Regions from separate parts of the Homo sapiens genome. Here all the other regions are linked to region 4. A link is a contact called in ENCODE Hi-C or POLR2A ChIA-PET data. All regions are on one chromosome and are shown on one strand. The core of a region is the stretch at or near the end of the contact, and the rest is flanking DNA. Distances in the headings are between cores, read along the strand shown. Region 1 holds the start of FETUB (fetuin B). Region 2 has its middle 22 kb from the start of ADIPOQ-AS1. Region 3 holds the start of LINC02043 (long intergenic non-protein coding RNA 2043). Region 4 holds the start of RPL39L (ribosomal protein L39 like).

The links. A loop is a pair of places that touch in the nucleus more often than their neighbours do. ChIA-PET counts read pairs that join two places held with the same protein, here RNA polymerase II (POLR2A). Pooled maps may share reads with other maps.
Region 1: a map of heart right ventricle shows a loop between it and region 4 (4-fold over the local background). The contact joins the promoter of FETUB here to the promoter of RPL39L in region 4. A Hi-C loop is called at or near these places in 1 of 168 maps with a recorded cell type or tissue (heart right ventricle) and 2 of 50 pooled maps. POLR2A ChIA-PET finds 5 or more read pairs at or near these places in 1 of 52 experiments (activated T-cell).
Region 2: a pooled map shows a loop between it and region 4 (4-fold over the local background). The contact joins the enhancer-like site here to the promoter of RPL39L in region 4. A Hi-C loop is called at or near these places in 6 of 50 pooled maps. POLR2A ChIA-PET finds 5 or more read pairs at or near these places in 4 of 52 experiments (H1, HCT116, activated CD4-positive, alpha-beta memory T cell and 1 more).
Region 3: a map of B cell shows a loop between it and region 4 (14-fold over the local background). The contact joins the promoter of LINC02043 here to the promoter of RPL39L in region 4. A Hi-C loop is called at or near these places in 3 of 168 maps with a recorded cell type or tissue (B cell, CD4-positive, alpha-beta memory T cell and PC-9) and 10 of 50 pooled maps. POLR2A ChIA-PET finds 5 or more read pairs at or near these places in 15 of 52 experiments (B cell, CD4-positive, alpha-beta T cell, Panc1 and 9 more).

What each region holds. Positions count from the first base shown.
Region 1 is chr3:186,637,991-186,644,560 of GRCh38, forward strand. It overlaps FETUB (fetuin B), which reads left to right and starts at 2,409. Exons shown (of 7, transcript NM_014375.3): 1 at 2,409-2,695; 2 at 3,040-3,150; 3 at 4,481-4,568. The coding sequence starts at 2,471. It overlaps HRG-AS1 (HRG and FETUB antisense RNA 1), which reads right to left. Exons shown (of 3, transcript NR_187317.1): 2 at 3,964-4,138; 3 at 3,519-3,633.
Region 2 is chr3:186,879,989-186,886,540 of GRCh38, forward strand. No RefSeq gene overlaps it. Among named protein-coding and RNA genes, the nearest start is that of ADIPOQ-AS1, 22 kb to the left of the region's middle. RefSeq lists enhancers at 69-569, 570-1,070, 6,522-6,552. Within about 2 kb of position 2,988, at least 2 of the 41 ENCODE cell types and tissues checked have a DNase peak (open chromatin) inside an H3K27ac peak, as active enhancers do.
Region 3 is chr3:186,822,226-186,828,523 of GRCh38, forward strand. It overlaps LINC02043 (long intergenic non-protein coding RNA 2043), which reads right to left and starts at 3,296. Exons shown (of 4, transcript NR_125409.1): 1 at 3,082-3,296; 2 at 2,217-2,487; 3 at 1,320-1,396. It also overlaps the pseudogene MCF2L2P1. RefSeq lists a silencer at 5,129-5,368.
Region 4 is chr3:187,137,160-187,143,423 of GRCh38, forward strand. RPL39L (ribosomal protein L39 like) reads right to left here and starts at 2,337. Exons shown (of 3, transcript NM_052969.3): 1 at 2,054-2,337. RefSeq lists enhancers at 1-353, 1,543-2,049, 1,918-2,017, 2,058-2,207 and a silencer at 2,248-2,477.

The sequences.
Region 1 (6,570 bases), core at 1,159-3,658, 500 kb before region 4:
CCATAGTGTGAAACAAAGAATGTAAACTGTGCCTTTCATAATTTTTATGTTAATCACATATTGAAATTATAATATTTTGGATTGACAGGTTAAGCAAAATATTGTTAAAATTAATATCATCTGTTTCTTTTTACTTTTCGAATGCAGATACCAGAAATTTTAAAATTAAATATGTAACTTGCATTGTATTTCTATTAGACACACTGGATTCAACAAAACCTAGATTGATCTATCTCCACAGCCTTGTTCTTCACTCCTGAGCAGAAATTTAACTTCCATGCTGATACTAAAGTTGTTCCCATATGTGATGGGAACCAAACACAAGTGTACCTGGGTTGGGCTTCTAGGGAAAGAGGAACTCTATTCTCTTTCTACAGGCAGGTGCAACTGTGCATGTATACATATGCTGGGAGTGCCATTGTTTTATGAATAAGGAAACAAAATGCTGTGTGGCACACCCAGTGTCACAGGCCCTCTTACCGTGCAGTGGAAGAGGTGGAATTTAAACCCAAGACTGCCTGACACCAAAGGCTGGACTCTTCCCCTGCTTCCTCTCCCAGGGCTCCCATACTCCACAGCCTAGGAGAAGGCCAGCTCAGGTTGTTTGAGACTGGGTTGAAACCCAGGTGCATAAGTGGTGGTGCACGATTTCCATGTTATTGGATCTTTTTATCTGTTTGAGTCCTGCCTTTTATTTTAGTTGCACTCATGGCCTTCACCTATATAAGTCTAATATATTCCTCAGGTCCCAGACCATTCTCCTCCTCTTTGTTCTGCATCCTCAGGCCCCAGATCCTTCTCAACCTCTTTCTGTACGTTGCTCAAGCTCAATGAATGTTTGTCTCCTCACTGGCTGAAGCTAAACCTTTGTTGTGCCCCAGAATCTGAATGTCTGGTTTCTGTACCCATTTTGCTAGTATCGTTCCTATTTGAAAACAATGCCTACAGCCCACATCCACAGAGCTGGGATCTTTAGATTTGGGTTTTTCAATCAATCCTCAAAAACTATTTCTCTCCAGAAATTAATTAGGGCTGTGCCTCAGTTAGTTTTATGTAGTTATAACAGAATATCAGAGACCAGGGAATTTATAATGAACAGAAATTACTTTGGCTCATGGTTTGGGGGGCTGGGAAGTCTAAGATCGAGGGGCTATACCTGCTGAGAGCCTTCATGCTACATCATAACATGGTGGAAGGCATCACACAGGTGAAAGGAAGAGAGAAGGGGACCAAACACATCCTTTTATCAGGAACTCACTTTCAAGATAATGGCATATTCCATTCATGAGGGTGGAGCCCTCATCAGGATAGGATAATCCTCTCAGCATTACACAATAGCCACCACTGTGTACCAGCAAGCACACAGAAGGATTCAGCAGTTCCTAAACTTATTTGAATGCAGAATCCTTGGACAGGGACAGGAAGGAAGAGAAGGGCTAGGAGTAGGGAGAGAGTTAGGGGGTGGTTACTCACCTCATGGACTAGGGCTTTATAGAATGCCCTTCATGATAACCTCTTCTAGAGGCTTCTTTCCCATTTTGTCTCTTTTCTCTCATGACAAACTACTGCTGATATGTGTTTTTTGTTGAAATACAGTTTTTAAAAGATAATTGTCTTTTGTATGGTCCCAATAAGTAGAACCTTTCTGAATCACAAATAGAAGCTAAAAAAAAAAAAAAAAAAAGAAGGCAAGAGTCCCAACCAATGTGTTGCCACCCACCTGCCCTTCAGTATCTTTCTTTTAGCAAGAGTATGGGGCTTTAGTCTCTTAATGAGCTTGCTTCCATACATATGCATAAAAGGAAGAATAGGCTTGAAATACAATGTGAGAACTTTTTATATCTCTTTGACTTTTTCCCCTTAAGTAAAGTCATTGTTTAAAAATAACTTAAATGATGATAAGTAGAACATTTTCCACCCAGATGGCCAAAGTGCTTAAGGAATCTCAACTGTGCTTCTGGCAGATGACTGTGGGGTTCAACTACCTCCCTGATCTAACAAGGGCTTTGCACACAGAGTGTCAGCCAGGAAGTCTGAATTCACCAAGCACCACTGGGACATAAGATAACTATTAGAGTGGCCAAGGAGACCTCCACAGCAAAGGTGTTAGGGGAGAGGGGGAGAATGGGACAGTCCTCCATATTCCTATTCAGGAGGGGACCTGCAAATCAGAATCTAATCATAAGAGCCTTGAACAAATGTTATGATTTCTCAGGAAACAGTTGGGAAACTTAAATTCATTTGTATGTACAGGTGGATATGAGGTTGCTCAAGGGTCTAAGGTTAGAATCATTGGGAAATGCTATCCAAAGTACTGACTTAGGAAAATCCAAGTTCAGAATTCAAGGTGAACTTGGTTAGCCCTTCCAGTTGTAACAAAACCGCTCAAGTCTGCCTTAAAGAGCCTTACAAGCCAGCCAGTCCCTGCAGCTCCACAAACTGACCCATCCTGGGCCTTGTTCTCCACAGAATGGGTCTGCTCCTTCCCCTGGCACTCTGCATCCTAGTCCTGTGCTGCGGAGCAATGTCTCCACCCCAGCTGGCCCTCAACCCCTCGGCTCTGCTCTCCCGGGGCTGCAATGACTCAGATGTGCTGGCAGTTGCAGGCTTTGCCCTGCGGGATATTAACAAAGACAGAAAGGATGGCTATGTGCTGAGACTCAACCGAGTGAACGACGCCCAGGAATACAGACGGGCAAGTAGGGACAGTTCCCACTCTGGGGCAGGGATGTGGGCAAGCTGGAGAGACTGGCCAGGGTGAGGGAACCCAGAGACACCCTGGCAGGTGTTTTCTGTATTGGAAGCCCTGCCGAGAACTCTCTGTTCTCCTCTGCCAGGGTCAGCAACAACGCACTTATTGTTAGTAAAAACAAGTGTTAACAGTGATCCTACTCTGACACTTGTGTCAGATTTAATGGTTTACGGGGAATCTTCACAAATATTCTTTGGCTTTGCCATAAAGCAGGGGTTTTTTTGTGTGGTCTTTCTAGGTTTCTACTTCCTGTGAAATGTATTGCATTTCTCTACCCCTTCCCACAGGGTGGCCTGGGATCTCTGTTCTATCTTACACTGGATGTGCTAGAGACTGACTGCCATGTGCTCAGAAAGAAGGCATGGCAAGACTGTGGAATGAGGATATTTTTTGAATCAGTGAGTGCTTGTTTTTATAAACCATTAAGGGCCCTAGGGAAAGCAAGTAGGTACACTCTTTCTACAGGGTCAAGGGTGCTCAATATCTGTCATCTTTTAAATGGCCCACTTTATAATCTCCTGGCAGGTGCCCATAAGCTTATTCTAATGCTCTAGACAGAACAAAGTTTAATTCATGAGAGGGGTTTCTGAGAAGTCCCATTGGGGTCATGCAGAACAGAATGGAAAAGTTGCCCCAAGTTGTGTTTTTACCTCCAAGACCTTCCGTTAGGCTCTGAACCAGTGTTTCAATTGTGAGAAAAAGACCTGAGGTGTGAATATTCTGGACGTGGGGTTAATGTAGACTGCAGAAGTGATGGAGGTAGAGCTTTGTCTATTTGTTTTATTTTGCTTTGTTTCAATAAACTCCGATGCCAGGTTTGAGGGGAGGAAAATGGATGACTTGCAGTATGAAAGCTCTCAAGGGCGCCGTGTAAGGATTTCCTGAAACCACAGAGCATAATAAAGGGCCTCAGAATTAATCTTCTAAAGATGATCATAGAAGAGACTTGAAAATAGATAATCCATTTCATTTCATTCTTAATTATCCTGGGATGATTTTCAGTAATTGATATAAAACTTTACAGTGTGAGTACAGAATAGTGATGTAAGTGTTTAGAAGAAAACTATTTGATCAAGATATTTTCCTAATCATGTAGCCAATTGGTCAAACTGTACCCAACTTGATTTTGAAAAGTGAATATCCTGTTGTGAATTATATTTGTTATGGTGACACTAGCTACTAAAACACAGACACAAAAACTGTATACTCACTCTAACATGATAGAAGTTCATTTCTCACGCATGTAAAGTTGAAAGTAGAAGTTCCTGATTAGATGGGTGCTTTGCTCCAGGGGTGATTTGAGACCCAAGTTTATTCCACACTCTGGCTCTAGACTCTGCAGCCTCAGCTCACGACTTCCATGGTTACCTGCTCATCTGCATCAAGCTGTGCACAGAGAAAGAGCATAGAGGACAGTGAGAACGTGGGAGACCCTTATGAGCCAGATCTGGAAATGGTTACACCTCACTTCTGCTCACCTTCCTGTGGTTAGAACTCAATTATACACAGTCACACGTGTTGGGGAGGCTTGGAAACATATTCTAGCTGTGTCCTAGGGAAAGGTTAAACAGTTTGATCATCAACTGCAGTTCCTCCCAGCCAAAACCACAGAATTTGATCTTAAGTTTCTAACTACTTTAAAAGAAAATGTCTGACTTTAATTTTGGAGGTATTTTAAAAGCTCATAGTTGCATTCGCTATGTCATAAAATGCATTTGTTGGTTTCAGGTTTATGGTCAATGCAAAGCAATATTTTATATGAACAACCCAAGTAGAGTTCTCTATTTAGCTGCTTATAACTGTACTCTTCGCCCAGGTAAGAAATCACTACGATTTTGTTAGTTTTAATAAAGGATGGAAAAGAGTACTTAACCAGGTCTTTGCCAAGAATGTATAGGGTATCTCTCATTCTTATTTTCTGTTTATTCTTAATGCCAGTTTCTTAATATTTCCAGTACTTACCTCCTTACTGAAATTCATACTATACTGCTCCTCTTCCCACAATTAATCTTACTAAACTACCTCTACATTTATATGCTGCATCAGATCTTACATTTTCAGTCTGACATAAATGGTATAATTTCTATGACTGTTCCCTCAGGCTTCCTTTCTTGCTATCTCTGCCATTATTTCCCAGACTACACCAACTCTTCACTCCATTCTACTGGATGCCACCCTGTTTTCTGAACATGCACTGCAATTTCCAGTCTCTGTGTCTTGCTTGTGCCTCTCCCTCTGCTGAGCATGCCCTCCCCTGATGACCTCTGACCTTGGGACACACCTATTCTTTAAGGACCAACACCACTTCTTCCACAGTGTTCTCTATTCTAGAAAGGAATGGTGCTTTTGTAATCTGCATTCCTATAAAATTTTGTCTAAACTACTCAGGGAACACATAATGCACTGCCTTGATTTGAGGGTCGCATATCTTACATCATGTAGAATAGTTTCTCCTTTCCTCCTCCTGCTGCACCCTTCCTCAGTTCCCACCAAGTAGAAGGTGTCAATAATGTTGTTAAGTAAATAATTGGACTAGAAATGAGGCTGAAACTTAATGACACTTGAAATATGCACATGCATTCATTTGGGACCTTCCTTTTTTCAAGGGAAGGTCTTTGGAAAGAGAGCATCCACAGTGCAGGAAAACAGAATTTGGTCCCCTGTCGAACAACTACGTGCGTGTCGCTCCCCTGGTGGATCCTGTGCAAGTGTAGATTCTGATTCCACAGGTCTTGGTCAGGACCTGAGATCCTGCATCTCTAATAAGCTCCAGGAGATAAGAATGCTGCTGGTTGCTTTGAATAACAAGGCAAGCGAGCAAACATTTTGTTAGGCACAGTTTAAGGTTCCTGGTTGTGAAGGCAAGATTCACAGAACAGCAAGTAGTAAACAGTCTCAGGACTTAAATGGAAGTCATAAGTATCAGAGCTATGGGAGGTCAGGAAGTGACAGGTGGTGATGATTCAGGAGTGACAAGCTGTAGCTGGAAGTCCCCCATTATCTCCACCAGTCCCCAAGTGCATGCAGATAAACACAAAATTTCTAAAAACAATGTGTTTGCTCTGCAAAAGCAGCTTCAAGATAAATTCTGTACCTTGACTTTCACACTAGGCTTATTGACCTCAGCTCCTCCCAAACAGAAATCTGACTGTACTTAATGTGATCATTCTACTCAGTCACACAGTGACTTGACCCATTTTGTTTTCTGGCTCACTTGCATTTTTCTTCTTAAAAAAATATTTAGTCTTATTTTTTATTGATAAATAATAGTTATACCTATTTATGGCATATATAGTGATATTTCCATATATATACTGTATTGTGATCGGATTAGGTTATTAGTATATCCATCATCTCAAACCTTTATCACTTCCTTGTGTCGGGAACATTCAATACCCTTCTAGCTATTTGAAATTTTATCTTATTGTTAACTGTAGTCATCCTACAGTGGTCCAGAACACTAGAATTTATCCCCCTATCTAGCTGTAATTTTGTATCCTTTGACAGATCTCACTTGCATTTCTAACCAAACGGGGTGCGCTTCTGCCTTCTACTATGCCATTCACTTATCCATTCATTCTACAAGCATTTACTAAGCACTGCCTATGTATCAGATATGATGTTCGGTGTTAGGAACTGAAAGGTAAATAAGATATTGCGGTAATGAAATCCCAATCTCTGAAGACAGTCTACTTTACAGGGTCAATAATGAGAAAAGATAGTGAACTAGTTGGAGGAAAAGGTCCTATTTTAATATACTATATTATGTGTCTTTGAACAAAATTCTCAGAGTAAATGTGTGTGAGGTGAAAACTTTG
Region 2 (6,552 bases), core at 1,738-4,237, 260 kb before region 4:
CAATCATTACACACACACACACACTCTCTCTCTCTAGGAGGAAACATGCAAGGCTTTTGATAAAGATGCTGAAATTAACACATGTATTTGCCTCTGCTGTTTCTCCAAACTCCACTAAAACAACAGCAAATTTTTTTAAAAAGCATAAATGTTTGCACAAAAGCAAATGAAGAAGAGGGTAGACAGGGGCAATAACAACTTGCAGGCATAACTAATGATAATGATTTAGCAGACTGAAAAAGTTACTCTTAAGCTGGCAGGGAAAATGCAAAGAAGTACTATATATGTTTCCCAAAACACACAAAAGTTTCAGGAATTGGCAGCACCAAGTATCTCTTGCAATAGGAGTAAATATGGGCTTAAAAAAGACAAGTTGGTTTCAATTCTACTCTAAACCTGCAGCATGATGACTGTCCCTCTCTAGTCTGGCAGAAGATTGAGAGGGTAAAACAAAGGGCTCGGGTGTAGGACTGGAAAAGTGGTGGTTATAGCACTAATTTAGCATTGGACAGGTAGGGTGCTGGATCCTAGGAGGCCTGTGAAAATAGCTTAGGTATTCAACAATGGGTACAGCCACGGAGGCCTACACAGATTCAACAGATTGGTAGAAAGGAGGAAACAAACATAACAGAAATGCAAAGAGAAAAAGAAGGTACAGTGAGAGTGAGTGAGAGAGAGAATGATTTGCAGATGTGAGGTAAGATTTCAGAGGTGAAGTTCTAGTGATGACCAAGCCCTTGGTTTCTCTTCGAGGAAATCTTGCTGAGAAACATGCCCCTAAAAACAGCTTTGATGCCTTGTGATTAGGGGCGATGGCTTTCATTATTTTCCTCCACTCTCAATAAGCGCCAACAGAAAAAAGCTACTCCAGAATCTTCTTTGTTGCAATATGAGGCAGAATGAACAAAATTGCAACAGCTACTGTTATAATAGGAAGCAACATGGTGTAAGATGTAGTTTTAACAAGTAGAAGAGGCCCTGGTGCATCTGATTTGCCCTCTCTGAGTGCCAGAGCGTTAGCTACCATTGTCAGGAAGCCTGTCTCGTGCGTCTTGACTTTCCCAACATCTAGAGGACTTCTTTAACCTAATGAGATGAAGATGAGCTGAGAATGACATCTTGAAAAGATCTGAGCCAGTAGTTTTCCAAGCGGTTCTCAGACCAGCAGCATCAGCGTGGGAACTTTGTAGAAATGCAAATAATTTGGGATCTATCCCAAACCTATCGAATCAGAAGTTTTTGGGGTGGAGCCCAGCAATATGTGTTTTTAAAAGCTCTTCAGGTAAGCACACCAAGGTTTGAGAATCACTGACCTGGATGTAATTTTTTATAATTTTTTTAAATTTTTTTGAGTCAGAGTATCCATCACCCAGGCTGGAGTCTAGTGGCGCGATCTCAGCTTACTGCAACCTCCGCCTCCTGGGTTCAAGCAATTCTTGTGCCTCCGCCTCCCAGTAGCTGGAATTACAGATGCACGCAACCACACCCAGATAATTTTTTTTTTTTTTTTTGAGATGGAGTCTCGCTCTGTCACCAGGCTGGAGTGCAGTGGTGCAGTCTTGGCTCACTGCAACCTCTGCCTCCCAGGTTCAGGTGATTCTCCTACTTCAGCCTCCTGAGTAGCTGGGATTACAGGCATGTGCCACCGTACCTGGCTAATTTTTGTACTTTTAGTAGAGACGGGGTTTCACCATGTTGGTCAGGCTGGTCTCGAACTACTGACCTCGTGATCCGCCAGCCTCGGCCTCCCAAAGTGCCAGGATTACAGGCATGAGCCACCGCACCCAGCCAGTTTTTGTATTTTTGTAGTGATGGGGTTTCACCATGTTGGCCAGGCTGGCGTCGAACTCCTGACCTCAAGTGATCTGCCCACCTCAGCCTCCCAAAGTGCTGGGATTACAGATGTGAGCCATCGTGCCCGGCCTAGATGTAATTTTTAGTCAACTTAAGCATGTGTAACCATATGCAATTATGCGCAAACAGTATAAATAGAGCTGATGTTAATCTCTAGCCCCGTTGCCTGGAGTGTTGGTGAAACTCTTTTATTTTGTAATCCTTTTTATATTTTAGTGGATGTTTCTATTGATTCTCTTCTGTACCCGCTGTTTCCTCTTTTATTGGAAGACACTAAAACAATTCAGAAATTTTTATAGGAATGCAGAGGATTCAAAATGTCTGAGTCGTGCTCTTCCAAAGCAAGAATCATGTCATAGCCATCTTTTTTTTTTCTTGTAAGAGCTTTATTGAAATATAGTTTACATACCACACAATTCACCCGTTTAAAGGAATCCCCTCTCCTGCCAGTCAATGCTTTTTGGGTTTCACAGAATTGTGAAACCATCAGTACAACCAATTTTAGACGAATTTTATCATCCCCAAAGGAAACCTCATACCTATCAGCAGCTACTCCTCATTTCCTCTGAAATCCTCCAGTCTTAGCTTTTACTAATCTAGTTTCTGTTCCTATAGATTGCCTAGCCTGGACATTTCATGTAATGCATTACACTATGATGTTTCACGACTGGCTTCTTTCACTTAGTATAATGTTTTGAAGGTTCATCCATGTTATAGCATTTACCAGTACTTTATTTCTTTCAATTGCTTAATACTCCCTTATGTGGATACACAGTAGTTTCCTCTTATCTGGGGGGCATATGTTCCGAGTTCTCCAGGGAATGCTTGAAACCACAGATAGCACCAAATCCTATATATACTATGTTTTTTTCTATATATAGATACTTAGGATAAAGTTTAATTTATAAATTATAAGATAAAAATAGAAATAAAAATAAATTAGGCTCAGTAAGATATTAACAACAGCAATAACTAAATAGAACAATTCATAAAAATATGCCAGCATCACTGCTTTTGTGCTTTAGGGCCATTATCAAGAAAAATATGGGTGACTTGAATACAAGAACTGTGATACTGTAACTGTCAATCTGATAGTTACTAAGTGACTAATGGTGTTATAGAGAACATAGATGCACAGGACAAAGGGATGATTCACTTCCTGGGAAGGATGGAGTGGGATGACATAAGATTTTATCATGCTACTCAGAACAAGACACAGTTTCAAACTTTTTTTTTTTTTTTTTGAGACAGCGTTTCCACTCTGTCACCCAGGCTGGAGCACAGTGGCTCAGTCTCTGCTCACTGCAACCTCTGCCTCCCAGGTTCAAGCAATCCTCCCGCCTCAGCCCCGCAAGCAGCTGGGACCACAGGCATGCGCCACCATGCCTGGCTACTTTTTGTATATTTTGTAGAGATGAGGTTTCACCAAGTTGGCTAAGCTGGTTTTGAACTCTGGGCCTCAAGTGATCTGCCTGTCTTGGCTTCCCAAAATGCTGGGATTACAGGAGTGAGCCACTGCACCTGGCCTGCACAATTTAAAACTCATAAATTGTTTATTTCTGGAGTTTTTCATTTCACATTTTCCCAATGCAATTGACTGTATGTAACTGAAACTGCAGAAGGTGAAACTGCGGATGAGAAGAAGCACTACTGTACTACATTACATTTGTCCATTCATTAGTTGATGGACATTTGGGTTGTTTTCACTTTGGGACTATTATGAATAATGCTGCTAAGAGCATTTGTGTACAAGTTTTTGTGTATGCATATATTTTCATTTCTCTGGGTATACATACACCTAGGAATGGTAACTATGTTTAACATTTCGAAGAACTACCAGGCTGTTTTCCAAAGTCACAAGACACGATTTCAAGATTTTTCTTTTTCTTTGAGACAGATTCTCCACTCTGTCACCCAGGCATTGTACCATTTTACCTTCCTGGCATCAGTGCATGAGAGTTTCAGTTTCTCTACATTCTCATCAACATTTGCTCTTATCTGTCTTTTAAATTATAACCATCCTAGTGGGTGTGAAGTGATATCTGATTGTGGTTTTGATTTGCAGTTCCTTGAGAACTAATGATGTTGAGCATTATTTTTGTGGTTACTGACCATTTGTGTATCTTCTTTGCAGAAGTGCCAATTTAGATTCTTGCTTTTATTTGTTTATTTAGTTAGTTTTCAAGACAGAGTCTCTCTCTGTCTCCCAGGCTGGAGTGCAATGGCTTGATCACGGATCACTGCAGCCTTGTCTTCCCAGGCTCAAGCAATCCTCTTGCCTCAGCCTCCCTAGTAGCTGGGACTACAGGTGTGTATCACCACGCCAGGCTAATTTTTGTATTTTTTGTAGAGACAGGGTTTTGCCACGTTGCCCAGGCTGGTCTCAAACTCTTCGGCTCAAGCCATCTGCCCATCTTGACCTCCTAAAGTGCTGGGATTACAAGGCTTCAGCCACCACTCCCAGCCTGCTAAGAGTTTTATGGTTTCACCTCTTATGTTTAGGTCTTTTATTTTATTTTATTTTATTTTTTAATTGATCATTCTTGGGTGTTTCTTGCAGAGGGGGATTTGGCAGGGTCATAGGACAATAGTGGAGGGAAGGTCAGCAGATAAACAAGAGAACAAAGGTCTCTGGTTTTCCTAGGGAGTGGTGATGACTCTTAACGAGCATGCTGCCTTCAAGCATCTGTTTAACAAAGCACATCTTGCACCGCCCTTAATCCATTTAACCCTGAGTGGACACAGCACATGTTTCAGAGAGCACAGGGTTGGGGGTAAGGCCACAGATCAACAGGATCCCAAGGCAGAAGAATTTTTCTTAGTACAGAACAAAGTGAAAAGTCTCCCATGTCTACTTCTTTCTACACAGACACAGCAACCATCCGATTTCTCAATCTTTTCCCCACCTTTCCCCCTTTTCTATTCCACAAAACCGCCATTGTCATCATGGCCCGTTCTCAATGGGCTGTTGGGTTCACCTCCCAGACGGGGTGGTGGCCGGACAGAGGGGCTCCTCACTTCCCAGTAGGGGCGGCCGGGCAGAGGCGCCCCTCACCTCCCGGACGGGGCGGCTGGCCGGGTGGGGGGCTGACCCCCACCTCCCTCCCGGACGGGGCGGCTGCCGGGCGGAGACGCTCCTCACTTCCCAGACGGGGTGGCTGCTGGGCGGAGGGGCTCCTCACTTCTCAGACGGGGCGGCCGGGCAGAGACGCTCCTCACCTCCCAGATGGGGCGGCGGGGCAGAGGGGCTCCTCACATCCCAGAGGATGGGCGGCCAGGCAGAGACGCTCCTCACTTCCCAGACGGCGTGGCAGCTGGGCAGAGGCTGCAATCTCGGCACTTTGGGAGGCCAAGGCAGGTGGCTGGGAGGTGGAGGTTGTAGCGAGCCGAGATCACGCCACTGTACTCCAGCCTGGGCAACATTGAGCACTGAGTGAACAAGACTCCGTCTGCAATCCTGGCACCTCAGGAGGCCGAGGCTGGCGGATCACTCGCGGTCAGGAGCTGGAGACCAGCCCGGCCAACAGCGAAACCCCGTCTCCACCAAAAAAATACGAAAACCAGTCAGGTGTGGCGGCGCGTGCCTGCAATCGCAGGCACTCGGCAGGCTGAGGCAGGAGAATCAGGCAGGGAGGTTGCAGTGAGCCGAGATGGCAGCAGTCCAGTCCAGCCTCAGCTAGGCATCAGAGGGAGACCGTGGAAAGAGAGGGAGAGGGAGACCGTGGGGAGAGGCAGAGGCAGGGGCAGGGGCAGGGGCAGGGGCAGGGGCAGAGGCAGAGGCAGAGGCAGACTGTTTAGGTCTTTAATGGGAGAGGGAGACTGTTTAGGTCTTTAATCCATTTTGAGTTAACTTTTGTGTGTGGTATAAGGTAAGAGTCCAACTTCATTCTTTTGGATGTACATATCCAATTGTTTCAGCACCATTTATTGAATTGTCTTAGCACTTCTGCTAAAAATCAATTGACTCTAAATGTGAGATCTATTTCTAGACTCTCAGTTCTATTCCATTGATCTATATGTCTATCCTTTTGTCAGTGATACTCTGTCTTGATACTGAAACTTGGTAGTAAGTTGTGAAATTAGAAAATGAGTCCTTCAACTTTGTTCTTCTTTAAAATTGTTTTGACTCTTTGGGGTCCCTTGCAATTCCATATGAATTCCTGTTCCCCCACCCTGAGAAACACATAGTTTCTCAGACCACAGCCATTCCTTATTGACCCACTAGCATAGAATAAATTAGTAACTTCCAGTTGCAATCATTATGGACGATTATTGACCCAGTCCTCAAATCAGAAAGGTCCGGGTGGGTAAGGGGCTCCTATTACTGATGAGGAGTGGACATAGACTGGGTCCCAGGGTCACTGTCCTGAGCATGGTAAGAATGAACTTGAGCACGACTCATGGGGCTGTCTGTGGAGCAGATTCCCTCCCCATAAGACAGAGGCCAGATACAGAGCAACCAACCCAGCACAGAAACCCCTCAGTGTGGGGATGCAGAACAAACCTCCAGGAATTCCTGCATTCTGGGGAATATGTGCCCTGGCAGCTTTGAAACAAGGGAATGACATCATACTAGACAACCTAAAGTAGTTCCCTCTTCAAAACCTCTGAAAGAGTTGAATAAAATATCGTCCACATTCTTTTAAATGCACACCTGAACTAACAGAAAAGTGAAGAAAATCACCAGGGGCCAAAAAT
Region 3 (6,298 bases), core at 2,046-4,545, 310 kb before region 4:
TTTTTCAAAAATGTACACTCACTTAAAATGTTGATGTATCCGGGCATGGTGGCTCAAGCCTGTAATCCCAGCACTTTCAGAGGCTGAGGCAGGCGGATCACAAGGTCAAGAGATTGAGACTATCCTGGTCAACATGGTAAAACCCCGTCTCCACTAAAAATACAAAAATTAGCTGGGCATGGTGGTGTGTGCCTGTAGTCCCAGCTACTTGGGAGGCTGAGGCAAGAGAATCACTTGAACCTGGGAGGCAGAGGTTGCTGTGAGCTGAGATCATGCCACTGCACTCCAGCCTGTTGACACAGTGAGACTTCGTCTCAAAAACAAACAAACAAAAAAGTTGATGTAACCAAGGTATTTGTTAAGGCCTGTGTGCTTGAATTTGTTTTTTGCTGGTGTATGTATGCATGTTTGCTTTGTTTTGATTTCTATGGACATTATCTAGGTATTTATGATGATTTCCATTGCCTAGGATGAAGACATCTGCAGCCAAAACTCCCTGAAAAGTTAGTAACAGTAGCATACCTGAAGTGACTGGTGCTATTCTGAGGCTGTTACTCTTTTTTTGAAACAGGGTCTTGCTCTGTCGCCCAGGCTGAGCGCGATGACATGATTTCGGCTCACTGCAGCCTTGACCTCCCAGACTCAAGCAATCCTCCTGCCTCGGCCTCCCAATGTGCTGGGATTACAGCACAGGCCACCACACCCGGCTAATTTTTAAAGTTTTTTTTAGAGACGGGGTCTCCCTATGTTGCCCAGGCTGGTCTCAAACTCCTGGGCTCAAGAGATCCTCTTGCCTTGACCTCCCAAAGTGTTGGGATTACAGGTGTGAGCCAACACATCTGGCTGGTTATTACTCGTATTACTAGCAAATGTTATTTATTGAGTTTCTATGGTGTACTAGACACTGTTCTTTTTTTTTTTTTTTGAGATGGAGTCTCGCTCTATCCCCCAGGCTGGAGTGCAATGGCACAATCTCGACACACTGCAACCTCTACCTCCCAGGTCCAAGCGATTCTCCTGTCTCAGCCTCCCAAGTAGCTAGGTTTATAGGTGCCCGCCACCATGCCAAGCTAATTTTTGTATTTTTTTTTAGTGCAGACAGGGTTTCACCATGTTGGCCAGGCTGGTCTCGAACTCCTAACCTCAGGTGATCCACCCATCTCAGCCTCCCAAAGTGCTGGGATTACAAGCGTGAGACACCCTGCCTTGGCCAGACACTGTTCTTGATGTACATTTTGCTAATCCTTCCACTAAATCTCCAAAGTAGATATCATTGTCTTCACTTTAGAAATAAAAAAATGATGCTTATGACCACCTACCAGCAAATCTTGATGCGCCAGGGACTGGGGGGAATAATCATTGACTAGCTGGCTATTATGAGTCACAGTTTCCATTCCTGCAAAATGAGAATTTTTTTGACTTAGGGGTGGGGTGTTCTCTAAGCTTTTTGCCTGATTCTAATTCTTCTGCTAGAAGCTGTGGGTTTACAGAGGTGAAAAAGATAGCCCTTCCACCAAACATATATTCTATTATATATATCTTATCTATATATATTATATATATTCTATTATATGTATCTTATCTATACATATTATATATTCTATTATATATATCTTATCTCTATATATTATATATATTCTATTTATCTTATCTCTATATATTATATATATTCTATTATATATCCCTTCCACCAAAAATATATTCTTTTATATTAATAAAATATAAACCCAGGGTCCAATGGAAAAGACTTAAGGGCAGACACAGAGTGGGATGTGGTTTGTGTTAGGAGAGGGCTGAAGGGACATCATGGCAGGCATTTGTGTGACCTCCCACAAAACACCCTCCTCCACTCTGACCTCACTTTGTTCTTCCTTCCCTTTGTCCTTATTATTTCCTTTCTGCTTCTCTTTCTTTTCTGTCTCCCTCTGCCCTGCCCTAGAACGGTGCCTTTCTAATTGTGGGTTATAACACATTATTAGTAGGTCATAAAATCAATTCAGTGGATGTGGACCAGCATTTTAAAAAGGGAATTAATAGAATATAAACTCCTTAAAAGGCGTCACTCATACTCAGGATAATACTGCTGTGTAAAATTTGTTTTAATATGTGTCAGCATGTGTACACTGTGTCAAGATGTAACACTTACATCCTATTTTAAGACCCTGCTGTAGACTAAACCAGGACCCCCATGGTGCTCCAGGCGTCCCCACCCTCACCTGTGGCACCAGGAGCTCCTGCTGTCACTGGCCCAGCTGGGTCCTGTGTCTTTCTCTGCGTTGTCAGGGCCTGCGCTGGCAGTCCACCTACAGGGAGGTGGAATCCGGGGCTTGACGGCACTGGGAGGATCCTTCATCTTTCCAGGCTCAAGCAAATCCTCGCCTGGAGGCGGGGAATGGGCTAGATGACCCCTGAAACAGTCCAGTCCAGCATCTGAGAGCTCCTCTGGGTCCAGCCCTGTGCCGCCTTTCCACGCTTCCCTGCAGGGCCCTGGGGAGAGCAGAGAAAGCAGCTGCCAGCTCCAGGCAGTCATTTTACCCCAGGTGCCACTTACCCTGCGGAGGGGCTGGAACCAGCTAATCATTTTACCCCAGGTGGCACTTACCCTGCGGAGTGGCTGGAGCTTCTCAGGTTTTTCAGTTCCTGTGTCACCTCCCAGCCCTGCCCACCACATGCTGTGGGTGTCTATGGCTGACGAACGCCCCTGAGCCAGGCCAACCCCCAGCCTCCCAGTGGGTGGCTCTGTGGTCCCTGGCAGCCCCGGCATCATCCGGAGCACAGAGGCCATGGACACTCAGGGGATGGTCAAGGTCGTAGCTCCCTCCGTTCTTCCGTTCCTCCCTCACAGAGCTTTCAGCAAGATAGATGGTCATTCTTCTGTCCTCACTGCTCCCGGCATAAGGGGACCCCAGGGCTGGATGACTTCCCTAAAGAGGAATCTCTCAGGGTTTCCTGCAGCCGCTCCCAAGTCCCGTCTGGAGGATGAAGGTGGCGGACACATCCCTGACGCAGTTTCTCCTCTGCCCTCCACCCCTCACCCATCCCACCTCCTGGACTAGGAACTCAACCAGGACTTGCTTCAACCTGAGAAGATGGTGTCCAGCCCCCTTGGAGCCTGCCAGCATCCGGCGGGATTTCAGAGGGGCCTCCAGGGAGGCGCTGCCCAGCTGCCCCCAGTGTTGCTCACACAGCCCCCACTGATCTGCTCTGGGGAGGCCACGGCCCCAGAACGCGGCTTGTGGGGGGCCTGGGGCAGCAGGCCGGGAGACGTCACTTGTCCGCTGCCTGCTCACCCAGATAACTGCAGCTCCCTCCACTGCCGCCTACAGCCCTCCCGCCATGCCTCTGCCCAGAAGGCCCTCCCTCTCCAGTCCTGTCCGCCCCTCAAGGCCTGCCCAAACCTCCCTGAATTCTCGCCTGAGCAGACACTTTCCTAGCACGGCTCCCGCCGCGTGGATTACTCAGCCGAGCCTCAGTCTGGGGCTGCCCTGTGCTGGGAGCTTTATGCAGATGCTCGGCTCCCTACCCTGGCTTGTGAGCCGTGTGGCGCAGAAACCGCATCTCACTCAGAGCGAGGGTAAAGAGCAGCAGGGCTGGAGAAGCCAGCTGCCCTGCCACAGGCCAAGAGGACTTGGCCAAGTGACCATTGCTGTCTGTTTCCCCAACTGTAAAGGGGGCTGAGACCCTTACAGGGTTGTGAGGCTTAAACTTTGACAAACGCCTACCATCCCACCAGGCACAGGGCAGTTGCTGAGTATTTGGCGGTGGCTGCTGTTCCCCACAGTGTCCAACACCTCCCGGGGATGTAACAGGTGCACCACGGGCAAGACTGATGGGTTTATCAGTTCACTGCGGAGAGAGGCAGGGATGGATGCACTTGCTTGTTCCTCTTATTTTCCCTTATGGGGAGCAGTGACACTTGGCAGAGGCTGCCAGGGAGATGGGAAATGGACATTAATTACGGGAAAGAAAAGGAGGCAAGAAGGGGAGGAGGGTGGGAAATAGACAGGGGAGGAAGAAGGGACGGAGGCATGGTTAGAAGACAGGCAAGCAAAAAAGACGACTGTTTTCTTGGACGAACAGGGAGGTAGGGCCATGAAAAGCATGTGGACGCTTCTTCTCAGTGAATTAAGGCATTTCAGCGCTGGAAAGAGCCTGAAAAAATCAGACTCCCTTCACAGCCCAGCGGAGTGCAGGCCCTGGGAGAGCAGGAGTTAGAGATGGGGAGGACCCCGCCTGCAACAGGCACTGCCTGCTACACCCTGCCATGGGCAGAGGGGCTGTCCTCCCACCCCAGAGAGGCCCCATCCTTTCCTTTCTTTCCCCAAGGCTGCTCCAGCAGGGAGTTTAGCTCCATGGACACCTTTGAAGGCTATGAAGGTGCAGAAGACATGGAAAAGGTGAGCAGCGCTCTGAACGTAATTTCTTTCTTTCTTGTTTATTTCATCTTCTTCCTCCTTCCTATTCATCAGCTCCTCCTGCCTACTGTCCCTCGCCTCCATCCCTCTCCCCCTCTTCAGGATTCTCACCCATAAGGACCTGGTTAAGCCAGGGAACCGAGGTCACTAGTCCTCAAAGTGGCTCTGACCCTGCTAGCCCGGCATGTCCCCACGTGGCTGTCTCCTTGGCGGTGCGCTGGTGTCCGGTCATAACTGGGGCTCCCGCTGAGAGCCCCGTGGCCCAGGTGGGAGGGCTGGGGTGGGCCTCAGCCTGCCAGCGGAAGTCACCACATTGCCCGGCCTGGCCACAGCCTCCAGCAATAACTCTGAGGGTGCACCCGTCCCCCCCCCCGCCCCCCCTTCCAGCTCGCGGGGCCTTTTCCAGTTGGATGACAGTCACGAAACCTGTTCCTCCAAATCCGCTTTCCTGGAGAGGAGAGAAAGCACCCAGGGAGAAAAAGAAGAACGCGATGAGGAAGCAACGTGAGTGTGAGCGAGGAAAACTAAGCGCCTCTGTGGGCCACGGCGTCTCTGACTTTCTTCTCGGAATTGCAGGGCGACCGGCAGCACCAAGAAGGAGCGTGCTGGGGCGTCCACGCCGGCTGACTCCTGCGGGGGCGACGGCTGGTTTCCAGGCGAGGGCGCGGCGCCCGAGGACCTCCACCCCGGAGAGCTGCCCTCCCTGCGGTCGCCCCGGCTCCCCGGCTCCAGAGCGCCCGCATTCCCGAGAGAGGCGATGTGGGGGCCCGGGCCCTGCCCAGCTACGCAGAAAGCAGCCGGGGCCGCGGCGGCGGCAGAAAGGGGACGCCCAGGGCCGCCTCCCGGGAGCCCGAGGGGTGCCCTGCGTGCTCGTCTAGCTCCCGCCGCCCGGCGAAGGACCTCGCGGGACGGGGACCCCTAGTGCGCCTGCGCGAGCGCGGCGGGCGGAGGCAGACGCTCGCGGAGGCCACGCCTCCTAAGGCTCGGCCGAGCCTAGGAGGAGCCGGAGCTGGCTCGGGGCTGCTCCCACCCGCCAGCGCCGGCTGCCCAGCCTGGCAGTGGACCGGGTGTGCAAGCCACTTAGCACCTGACAGGTTAATTCAGAGGGGGTGGTTCCAAGGTAACTGCTGAGAGATTTACGTTTGGATTTGTTAGTTTAAAAATTAGTTTTCCAGTTACCCGGGCTGGAGTGCGATGGCGCAATCTCTGCTCACTGCATCCTCCGCCTCACAGGTTCCTGCAATTCTCCTGCCTCAGCCTCCCGAGAAGCTGGGATTACAGGCATGTGGCACCACGCCCGGCTGATTTTTGTATTTTTAGTATAGATGGGGGTTTCACCATCTTGGTCAGGCTGGTATCGAACTCCTGACCTCAGGTAATCCGCCCGCCTCGGCCTCCCAAAGTGCTGGGATTACAGGTGTGAGCCACTGCGGCCTGCCGATTTTCAGAATTTTCGTCAGAGGTTTGCATCTGTTTAGTTTTTTAGTTATCTTCAGACTTGTCATGTTTTCTTTTCATAAGTTGCAAATTAACTTTTCTGTTTTTAATTTTTACTTACTTAGTTTTAAGGTGTATTTACTTTCAGAATTTCTTAGGTTTAACATTGCTGTCAGTCAGGGTCCAATCACTGAAATAGACCCCACACCAATTATTTTAACAGAAAATTTAATATAAGGAATTGTCACACAACTATTGGAGAACTAAAAAGGCAAAAAAAAAAAAAAAAAGGATGATATTGAGATATCATGGAGATTTCAACTGCAAGAAGCAGCTACTACCTCAAGAGCTAAGGGAACAAAAAGAAGTTGGAATGATCAAAACTCAGAAGTCTGAAGATGGCCCCAGGGCTGGGGTTGTTCTTTGCGGAGGAGACACTGCTCAGA
Region 4 (6,264 bases), core at 1,087-3,586:
ATGCACTCCAGCTTGGGCAACAGAACAACACTCTTCCTCAAAAAAAAAAAAAAAAAAAAAAAAAAGTGTCAGGTGCAGTGGCTCACACCTGTAATCCCAGCATTTTGGGAGGCCAAAATGCTCAGGATCACCTGAGGTCAGGAGTTCCAGACCAGCCTGGCCAACATGGTGAAACCCCGTCTCTACTAAAAATACAAAATAATTAGACAGCGTGGTGGCACATGCCTGTAGTCCCAGCTACTTGGGGAGGTGAGGCAGGAGGATCACCTGAACCCGGGAGGCGGAGGCTGCAGTGAGCCGAGGTTGCACCACTGCACTCCAGCCTGGGCAACAGAGTAAGACTCCGTCTTCAAAAAAGAAAAAGAAAAATTGGCCGGGTGCGGTGGCTCACGCCTGCAATCCCAGCACTTTGGGAGGCTGATGCGGGCAGATCATCTGAGGTCAGGAATTCGAGACCAGCCTGGCCAACCATGGCCAACATGGTGAAACCCCGTCTTTACTAAAAATACAAAAATTAGCCGGGTGTGGTGGCAGGCACAGCTACCACAATCCCAGCTACTCGGGAGGCTGAGACGGGAGAATCACTTGAACCCAGGCAGCAGAAGTTGCAGTGAGCCAGGATTGCGCCACTGCACTCCAGCGACAGAAGGATACTCCGTCTCAAAAAAAAAAAAAAAGGAAAAAAAGAGACTTTAAAAGCTGGTGTGCGTTTTAACATTTGTAGCACATCTTTTTTCAGACCAGCCACATTTCAAGTGCTGAATAGCTACATGTGATTCAATGAGCTTTGGTCAGCTCAGCTTTACAACCTCTCAGGTTCTTTCTCTAAGCAAACTCTCTTAGGTTCTGAAATTGAGAAGGCGTGGAGGGTGACTATTGGATTACAAAGCCTTTATGATTCCAACAACTCTCAGTTAATAGAAGCATCCGTCCTGTCTCTTGATGTCCTAGTGACTAAAGACATGTCTAGAGAAGAAACTCTTTTAACTATATTTTTATATAGTTACATGACAGCCTTTGAGAAAATTGAGAATTAAGGCCAGGCCCAGTGCAAAATGAAAATGTTGTGGAGGTGGCGGGGAGGGGAGGCGGGTGCTGGTTTAAAAATTAAGAATTTCAAGATTGCCATAGCAGAGCAAGAAAGTAAGTACAGGGCCCTTCTGAGCCCTATGTGACTGCACGGGTGGGACCCTTTTGAAGCTAGTCCTGGTCAGGGTTTATGTCTCTGGATGAATCCAGATGTGTAAAAGGCAAGGAAGTGGCGAGATTCCTTGGGCTATCTTTGAGAAACGGGGACCTTAAAGGAGACTGCAAAATCTTACCTACTGGAATTAATGGAGGAAAAGAAAGTGTTTGCGCCTGTGAGAACGCCTTGGAAAGAGGCAGTGAGCAGATGAGGCAGATAGGTAAGACACTTGGTTTTGCTGATTAAACCACTGATGAATCAGTGCCACTCACATCCTGGGTAATTCTAGGGACACTAGTTGGACAACGCTGACATCTGAAGAGGTGGCAGGGCGGAACATGGATCCCTTTAAGGCTACTTTATTGTCGATTTCCTCCTTCTCTAAGCTAGAAACAGGGGGTGCCTGAGTGGCCTCCAGAAGCCACTACTGTAGGCCAGGAGCAGTGCCTCACGCCTGTAATCCCAGCACTTTGGGAGGCCGAGGCGGGCGGATCACCTGAGGTCGGGAGTTCGAGACTGGTGTGACCAATATGGTGAAACCCGTCTTTACTAAAAATACAAAAATTAGCCGAGTGTGGTGGCGCGCGCCTGTAACCCCAGCTACTCAGGAGGCTAAGGCGGGAGAATCGCTTGAATCCGGAGGCGGAGGTTGCAGTGAGCCGAGATCACACCACTGCACTCCAGCCTGGGCGACGGAGGGAGACCCTGTCTCAAAAAACAAACAAACAAACAAACAAACAAAAACGCTACTACTGTTGGAGTCGGCTTGAGCTGTGGCATTGTTGTTTCCAGCCCGTGACCCTCACGCCGCCCTGCTCGTTGGGCGGACCGGGCCCTGGCGGCGGGTGAGGAGGAACCTTTACTTACCGGCGCCCTGGCCTCTGCTTTTTTCCCACTCTAGGACGCAAATCTCGATCTGCAAGGGCCTGGGGCGCGGGCGGAAAAGGCGGGCCCAGCTCCCTCAGGTCTGCGTGTCACCGACCCGAACCCGCTCCGTCGTCCTGACGCCCCCGGCCTAGCTGCAGCCACCTTGTCGCAGGGGCCTTGGTGTCTCTGAGACTCCGAGACGCCTCGCCCCCACCTGGCGTTCGGAGGCGGTTGCCTCGCTGGGCGCAGCAATTCAACCGCCGCGCGCCGGATGCTAAGACCGCGATTTCCCCGGATGCTAGGGCGGTGATTTCCCCCGTGACAGGCCCCGCCCCGGCCCCGCCCAGGCCCGGGCGGTCCCGCCCCACTGAGCTGTGGCTCGGGGAGCCGTGGGTCCGACTCCTGCGTGTGATGTGTCACCAAGTTGACTTTGGGGTCCCCCATTCTTCCTTAGTTCTCTATTTTACCTCAGCGCGTTGTCTAGCTGCTGCCTGGCCACGGTACTTAGCACACAGCGTGACTTAATACTGGATAAACGAGGAAAGGATTCGTACGCCCTGGCGGGGCCAGAGGCTCACAGCTTGGGTTCCCGCGAGCACACGAGCCAGGAACCGCCAATGCCTCCAGGGGGCGCTCTCCCTCCCATCGAGCCACCGCCGGGCCATTGGAGACCAGGAGGACCTCTCAGCTCCATCCCTGCGTCTCTAACAATTGTCTCATTTCCCTGCCTGGAGTCAGTATTACCACTCCCATAACACAGATTTTTAAAATGCAACTAAATTTTAAACGAGTCACTTTATTTAAAAACAACATGAACAAAATGGGATTTCTGCTAATGCAAATATCTATACAAATTTAACGATTTTGGTTCTAATTCTAGATGAAAAGTCAAATCTCCTGTTACATATGAGAAAAGTCAAATCTCCTGTTACATATTAGAAGTTTACCTCTTGTTACCTTTACTGCAACTGCAATGGCAGTTTCAACTGTTTCAACCAAGTAATGTAGTTGGAAATGCTGTTATTAGAAGTATATCTTCCCAGCATTTCGGGAGGCCAAGGTGGGTGGTTTACTTCAGGTCAGGAGTTCGAGACCAGCCTGGCCAACATGATGAAACCCTGTCTCTACAAAAATACAAAAACTAGCCAGGCGTGGTGGCGGGTGCCTGTAATCCCAGCTGCTCAGGAGGCTGAGGCACGAGAATCGGTTGAACCCTGGAGGCAGAGGTTGCAATGAGCTGTACTCCAGCCTGGGCAACAGAGTGAGACTGCATCTCAAAAAAAAAAAAAAAAAAAAAAAAAAAAAAAAAAAAAAGTGGATATGACAGTTCGAATTAGATCTAAAACCTTTCCTAATTACACCAGTTAAATCATGAAATCATGCAATAGTAGAACAGGTGTCTTACCTACCTGCATTATCCTGTAAATATTGACATGTTATTCTACATAATCATAAACTGACCGATCACACATATCTTTAAATCTAATCATCATAACTAAAAACTGTATTTGAATAAAATTAGTGTATTTCTAAATCTGTCTTTAACAGACACAAAGATGTAAATTTGAAATGTCTTGGTAAATGAGGTTAACACAATATAAATATTTTTGACGAATTCATCATAATTTGTTCATTTTAAGGAGATTGATTTTATTTTCTTGAAGCTTAAGGAGGACTTTGACATTTTAAATGTATCTAAAATTTAAATTTTATTAAATTTTACATTTCACATTTCTTTTTTTTATTGATTGAAACAAGCATTTCACATTTCATATTTCTTTTTTTTATTGATTGAAACAAGCATTCCATAGTCATTTCAAATAGTGTACAAAGTATTTTAAAATGTTTTTCTGGCCGGATGCAGTGGCTCACGCCTGTAATCCCAGCACTTTGGGAGGCCGAAGCGGGTGGATCACCAGGTCAGGAGATCGAGACTATCCTGGCCAACATGATGAAACCCTGTTTCTACTAAAAATACAAAAATTAGTCAAACGTGGTGGTACGTGCCTGTAGTCCTAGCTACTCAGAAAGCTGAGGCAGGAGAAGCGCTTGAACCTGGGAGGCGGAGGTTGCAGTTTTTCTTCAAAGACCTATCTGATTTCCATATGCAGGATAACACATTCAAACTCTTATTTGTTGTTAATGTAAGCTTTAATTCATATAGTTGTTTTTTTTTTCTTTGAGGAGTCTCTATCGCCCATACTGGAGTGCAGTGGCACAATCTCACTGCAACCTCCGCCTCCCAGGTTCAAGTAATTCTCATGCTTTAGCTTCCCAAGTAGCTGGGATTACAGGTGCATGCCAACATGCCTGGCTAATTTTTGTATTTTTAGTAGATACAGGGATTCACCATGTTGGCCAGGCTCGTCTCGAACTCCTGACCTTTGGTCATCCACCTGCCTCAGCCTCCCAAAGTGTTGGGATTACGGGGTGAGCCACTACGCCAGGCCTGCTTTTAATTTTGTGAATGGTCTTGATAACATTTCATTGTTCATTGATTAAATTCATTGTTGTGATGTTTTAAGCTTGGTGACTTAATGTTGTTGATGAACAATGCAACTAGTTGCCAAAAGCCTGATATTACACTTTACTACCCAACTACAGCTGATGCTCAAATAATGACATTGGGATATGATTTTAAAATTTATTTTCCTGAAATAATGTGTGTGTCAAATCTTAACACCCCATTGTATTCCTTGTCAGTAACTTTGAAGACAACAACAACAAAAAACCTCCTTATCTTTATATCACTGTTTTGGCCTATTTGCATTGCTATAAACGAACACTTGAGGATGGATAATTTATGAAGAAAGATTTATCTGGCTCATGTTCCACAGGCTGTATAAGAAGCATGGTGCCCACATCTACATCTAGTGAGAGCCTCAAACTGCTTTCACTCATGGTGCAAGGGAAAGGGGAGCAACTTGTGCAGAGATCACATGGCAAAAGACGCAAGAGAGAGTAGAGAGGGAGGCTCTTTTTAAATATCAGCTCTCAAGGTGTATTAGTCCATTTTTACACTGCTAATAGAGACATACTGGAGACTGGGTAATTTGTAAAGGAAAGCAGTTTAGTTGACTCACAGTTCTCCATGGCTGGGGAGGCCACACAAAATTTACAATCATGGTGGAAGAGGGAGCAAACATGTTCTTCTTCACATGGCAGCAGCAAGGAGAAGTGCTGAGCAAAAGGGGGAAAAACCCCATATAAAACTATCAGACCTCATGAGAACTCAATCGCTATAACAAGAACAGCATGAGGGTTAACTGCCCCATGATTAAATTATCTCCCACTGGGTCCCTCCCACAACATGGGGATTATGGGAACTACAATTCACGATGAGATTTGAGTTGGGCACAGCCAAACCATATCACGAAAGCACTAAGAGTGCGAAGTCACCATCCCCCAGAGAGGGCATTAATATATTCACGAGGGATCCACCTTAAACCTCAGGACCCAAATATTTCCCATCAGGCCCCACCTCTAACATTAGGGATCAAATTTCAATATGCAGTTTGGGGGACGAACGTCCAAAGTATAGCAATCAGCCTTTTAAAACTTACCCTTTTCATTTTGAGATAATTGCAGATTTACCTGCAGTTGTAAGAAGTAGTATAGGGGCTGAGTGTGGTGGCTTATGCTTATAAACCCAGTGCTTTGGGGGGCCAAGGTGGGAGGATCTCTTGAGCCCAGGAGTTTAAGACAGTCTGGGTCATACAGCAAGACCCTGATCTACAAAAAATTGAAAGTTAACCAGGCATGGTGGTGTGCATCTGTAATCCAGCTACTTGGGAGGCTGAGGCGGGAGGGTGGCTTGAGTCCAGGAATTTGAGGCAGCAGTGAGCTACAATCACATCACTGCACTCCAGCTTGGTTGGCAGAGTGAGACCCTGTCTCTAAAAAAAGAAAGAAAGAGAAATAGTTCAGAGATTCTTTGTGCCCTTTGCCCAGTTTCTCCAAAAGGTAAAATCTTGCAAAACTCTACAATAATATTACTATCAGGATATTGGCATTGTTACAGTCAAGATACAGAACTCTTCCATCACCATAAGAATCCCTCATGGTGCTCTTTAATAGGCACAGCAACTTTCCACCTGCTTCCACTCCTCCCATATGCCATTAGTTCTCCATTTTTATAAACTTGTCCTTTCAAGATCGCAATATAAAGGAGAACTATAGCATGTAACCTTTTGGGATTGGCATTTTTTTTT